Regions from separate parts of the Mus musculus genome. Here region 1 is linked to region 2. The links are chromatin loops, found by intact Hi-C in ENCODE. Cell type or tissue: heart. All regions are shown on one strand.

What was found. A loop is a pair of places that touch in the nucleus more often than their neighbours do. Peaks named below come from ENCODE experiments on the same cell type or tissue, not always from the same donor. Only the 100,000 strongest peaks of a DNase experiment are listed, where the experiment ranks them.
Region 1: it touches region 2 in a loop (2.3-fold over the local background); 5 of 42 quality-filtered maps call a loop at or near these places.

Annotation. Positions count from the first base shown.
Region 1 is chr3:95,674,861-95,677,360 of GRCm38, reverse strand. Adamtsl4 (ADAMTS-like 4) reads left to right here. Exons shown (of 18, transcript NM_144899.3): 17 at 106-250; 18 at 392-1,160. The coding sequence ends at 528. Gm52627 (a long non-coding RNA gene) reads right to left here. Exons shown (of 2, transcript XR_003954671.1): 2 at 1,119-2,500. Among named protein-coding and RNA genes, the nearest start is that of Gm52627, 3.9 kb to the right of the region's middle. In heart, CTCF peaks have their summits at 436 (motif pointing left) and 1,366 (motif pointing right); DNase peaks (open chromatin) are centred at 360, 1,770 and 2,340; H3K4me3 peaks cover 1,246 bases; H3K27ac peaks cover 2,500 bases.
Region 2 is chr3:95,770,807-95,773,306 of GRCm38, reverse strand. Rprd2 (regulation of nuclear pre-mRNA domain containing 2) reads left to right here. Exons shown (of 11, transcript NM_001368178.1): 10 at 1,111-1,311. Among named protein-coding and RNA genes, the nearest start is that of Tars2, 17 kb to the right of the region's middle. In heart, a CTCF peak has its summit at 1,097 (motif pointing right); no DNase peak of the experiment used is centred here.

The DNA.
Region 1 (2,500 bases), 96 kb after region 2:
TTCCTGGAGAATGTTCTACCACAGTCTCTCAGAGAGGAAGTGGGTGGCCTGGGGAGCAGCCCTGAGAACGTTAGACATCTGATCAGATGGCTGTGGTCTCCCCAGTGTTCTCGATCCTGCCAGGGAGGCATGCAGACGAGGGAAGTCCAGTGCCTGAGTGGCAACCAGACTCTCAGCTCCCGATGCCCTCCTCACCTGAGACCTTCCAGGAAGCGGCCCTGCAACAGCCAACCCTGCAACCAGCGACCAGGTAAAGAGCGTCCCACCCACCCCAGTAGAGGGGATGGAGTTGGACTATGGGCAGATATGAGAAGAGCTGGTGGGATTGGGTACCACGCTCCCAGAGGGGATGATGTCAGTCCAGTCTTGTGCCATTGACCTCTGTCCTCAGATGACCAATGCAAGGACAGCTCTCCACACTGCCCCCTGGTGGTACAGGCCCGGCTCTGCGTCTACCCCTACTACACAACTACCTGCTGCCGCTCTTGTGCCCATGTCCTGGAGCAGTCCCAGCTGGAACCGGCTTGAAACGGGTCCCAGAGACCCTGCCTTCGTGGTTTTCTTGTGCCACCCACTGACTAGCCCGCTCTGTACCCTCTGGCTTTTCACCTGGTCTCAGCCTTGCCAGAGGGATCCTCCAGGGTGAGAGACCTACAGTGTGATAGCTCAAGAAGTGTACCTGACCTGCCTGGGGGTCTGTCCTGTGTATGTTTATCACTTCCACAAAAGCAGCTTGAGAAAGAATAGGAAGTGGGCGGTGCCTGTATCCCTCATGCTTTTCTGGGCTGGGGAGAAAGGGGGAGAGAGCAAGGTTATATTTCCACACTAATCTGAGCTACATAGTGTGTGTCCCCCAGAAGTTCCAGGTCTGTGCCCCAATCCTCGTCTCCACATCTTCTAAATTACCCTGTTGTTCCCATCCCTGCCTTATCTAGTCTCTGTATTCCTACCTCCCTCATTAGCAGGGGCAGGGATCAGCCACTGCTACCCTACCTTACTGGGGAAGGACCACACCTCTCCAGGGCAGGGACCACTTGTGTCGAGGGTGAAAAAGAGAAACGTCAGCATAAGACATCCTAGCCCCAGTCGCCACTTCACACTGAAAATGATGCCCACCCCAGAAGTAATTTATTTTTTATTAAAGTTGGTTTTGACATAAACATGCTCTTCGTTATGTTCATGGGGACCCCACCATCCGAGCAATGTGAGGCCAGATGTGGTGTGGGAAGAGGAGCGGCATTTAGGGATGGGAGGAAGATGTGGTCCTCATGGGCTGTGGAGTGAGCTTCAAACCTGGGGCAGTCTGGATCAAGGGCCTAAGATTCTGTCCCACTACAGATCTGCAGATGGCTTACTGGCCACTAGAGGCCGCTACTTTTCCCAGTTTAGGAGCAGTAATGGGTGCTTGGATCCCAGCAGAGAGCCTGTGGTGGGCTTTTGGGTAGGCTCTTCCTGTTGTCTCTAGGAATCCAGCAGAACTTTTCAATGCAGGGCTAAGCTGGCTTGTGTGCGCACGAGCGTGGGGCATGCATGTTGCTTTTCAGGTTCTCTCGCTCTGGCCCTGTCTCCTCCTCTTTTACCCACTTCCCTGCTAGATGCCTGCTTACTGCTTTCCATGGGTGCATGGGGTGGTAACTTTGCCCCCTCTCTTTGCTCAGCAAAATCATAGGAGCTTGGCCCGCATGACTCTGTGACTGCAGGAGGAGGGAGGAGGGGCCAAGGCAGGACCAGATGTCCTGCCAGAGACACATTCCACAGAGATGTCTCACCAGGCCTCCTCCCTCCCCCACCACTTCCCTCTCCCTGTGTGTTTCTTTCAAAGTAAATAACTTGTTAAAGGTGGAGTGGACAGCCTTCTCCAGGGTCCTCTTCCCTGGCCCCTACAGTTGGTTCTGAGGCCTGACTTTCTTGCTGCCGATGCCCCGCTGGAGGCAGCCTTGTTCTGTCTGTGCCTCTTCAGACAGGCTGAGTATGGCCATTAGTAAAAGCCTGCAGACAGTTTTACTACTATTTTCTGAACACAGCTACACTCCTTGGATACCAAGTTCCCCTAAGAATAAAGTTGTTCCACTGTAGCAAACCCTTTGCTACATTAGAAGGGTACAAAGCTCCCTGCCTTGGGACTTAGGCTGTCCTCCCGCTGGATGTGGCTGAGCAGGAAGATGACAGCAAGCACAGTGTAAGGGGACTGAGTGGGTGACAAAGGAGGGGAAGGAAAATTAACCCCGGACAAACGGCTGAGGCGCCTGCTTAATATATCAAAGTGGACCTGACAGTCAACAGGTTCTCCCAGCATCCCTCAGTCGCTGTTACAAGGGTATGACTGGCACACCCTGTCTCCCAGCCCACGGGACTGGACTGCCCCTCCCTTTATAAGCAACCGTCCTGGCTACCTGCCCCTTTTGTACCTTTGGCCTACTGGTAGCTGGACCTGGTTTCTGCTCCCTTCCCCTCCCCCCTCTCCTCACAAGGTCAGGATCACTCTGAACTCTCCCAGATG
Region 2 (2,500 bases):
CACAAGAAAAGTCATGTGCATCAACTTTAATGGCTATTGTAGTATATGGTAATTCTTGTTATTAGACATTACTATGTTTTCAGCTTTTCATTTTATAAAGAATACTGAAGTCCTTGCCATGCAAACCTGATGAGACCTACATTGAATCTCCAGGATCCATGTACAGGTGGCAGGAGAGATGTGACTCCTCAAAATTCTCCTCTAACCCACATCATCCACACACTAGCAATGATAATAGTGACAGGAGGACTGTACTGCACACGCAGGTGCAGAAGGACAGACAGAAGCATTGTATCTCATCTGCACCCTGCCCAGGGTAGTATTTGGGGGCATGTGAACTAGATGTGCTACCACCTGTAACCTGAGCCCTGAGGAAGCCAAGCAGGAAGAGTAAGAATTGAAGGCCAGCCTGGGGTATATTGTGAGTCCCTGTTTAAAAAACACAAAACCAAAAGACAGCATGTAGCTTTTTAAATTGTTATCTAAGAGTATACTATTTTATATACCTAGTGTTTGGAAATTTAATTGTTCCTAACCTTTTCCATTGTCACGTTCAATCTTGAAAAGATAATATTTTAATTAAAGTTTTTTTTTTCATTTGTTCACTTATATTTATTTGTAAAACATCTGTTCATAGTGGTTTGGTCACATTTTAAGAAACCAAATGTTTTTCTTGCGTCTGCGTTTACCTTTTTACTGTGCTTTGAAGTGTAACAGTGTAAAGGAATTTATTTGTATAATGTCACCTTAAAGGCTGTGTAAGAGGAAAACCCTTGCCACTCCCATAGACATGCAGTGAAGGTGCTCTGCATTGGTAGTGCCTCTGATCCTGTCGTCCTGCTGCATTCGCTGAGCAGCGTGGGTGCAGAAACAGATTGCCGCTCTGAAAACCAAGGAATGTGCATGAAAATAACATAGTGCTTGTTTGTTTTAAGAATATTCCAAACAGAAACAACAGTTCATATTTTCAGATGTTTTTCTTTGTATGTGTCAAAATGGGCACTGTTTGTGGATCAGTCAACCAGAATTACTATTAAACAATCTTTCATTGACTGGAAAGTGTCATGAATTGAGTATTGCATTTTCTTGAGTTCATCTTTCTGCCACCAGGGGTCAGTTCTGCATCAAGACCTTCTCCAGGAATTCCTACCAGTCCCAGCAACCTCAGCAGTGGCCTGAAAACACCTGCACCTGCCACAACACCATCTCACAACCCTCTGGCAAATATCCTGTCAAAGGTGGAGATCACCCCAGAGAGCATTCTCTCTGCTCTTTCTAAAACCCAGACACAGTCAGCCCCTGCACTCCAAGGTAAACTGACATGTGCCAGAGGGACTTGAATTGTGAATGTTTGTCTCCAGGGTAACCTTGAATTCTAACTCAGAGGAATCCAAAGTCATGAAATGTACAATACAGTTAATTCATTACTGTCTTTATACTTATCATTTATGAGGTAGCAGTTATAGAATTGAAAATGTCAACACTAAAACAGACTCTAAATATTATCTAGTAACACCCTCCCATTCAGGTAAGGAGACCAAGCTCATGAGGTGATGTGGTTGGTTAAGGTAATGCGTTCGTCTGATGTGTGATGAACTGAGACTAGAAGCCAGACTTGTTGGTTTGCTAATAATATTCCATCCTACGGCAGGGCACAACTGTAGCTTACATTAACCCTAGCTCTTAGTGCAGGGTAGTGTGTGTGTTGAGTTTTAATATTATAACCTATATCAAACATAACCTATATATCTTGTTTTCTCCCTTCTGTTTGTAGTCTCTGCCTCATTTAAACTTCTATTTTTTGCTTTCTCAGTTGTCTTGTATATACAACTGCCTCAGTTTTTCATGAATCACTTGATCTTTCAATTCTTATTTTCCAGATTCCTACACAACCTTCTTAAACATCTCAGTATAATGATGCAGTTAATTGTAAATACCAGATCTGTATCGTTGCTAAAGCCAGGGACTTCTAGGTGACACTTAGTAATAACTAGAGATACTTTTGTTTGTTTCAACTGGGACAGAAACTCCTAAGCACTAATGGGTCAATGTCAGAGAAATGTCGTTGAATATCTTATAATGCATAGAATAGTCTCCAACCACAAAAAAATGTATCTATGCTAGAATATCAGCAGCGATAAGGTAAGGAACCCTGTCCTTATGAGTAGAGCATATAAATAGCTATTACTTTCTGTTCCTGAACTGTTCTGGGACAGTCTATTACTATTGCTTCTTCAGTAGTCATTCAAAGAGAGTTTTATTTTACAGAACTAAATAGAAGATCCAGTGACCTTCTGAAACCCTTCTCTGTTGGAACTAGCAATTAAGAATTGATGTTTCCAGTAATCCCAATTCTTAGAAGACTAGATCCCCAGTTACAGGCTAGCCTATGCTGCAGTGGGATGTTACTGTTTTTTCGTTTTCCTTTTTCTTTTTTTAAAGATTTATTTTATTTACATGAGTGCACTGTATTTTTTCTTTTTTATGGCACAAAATATTG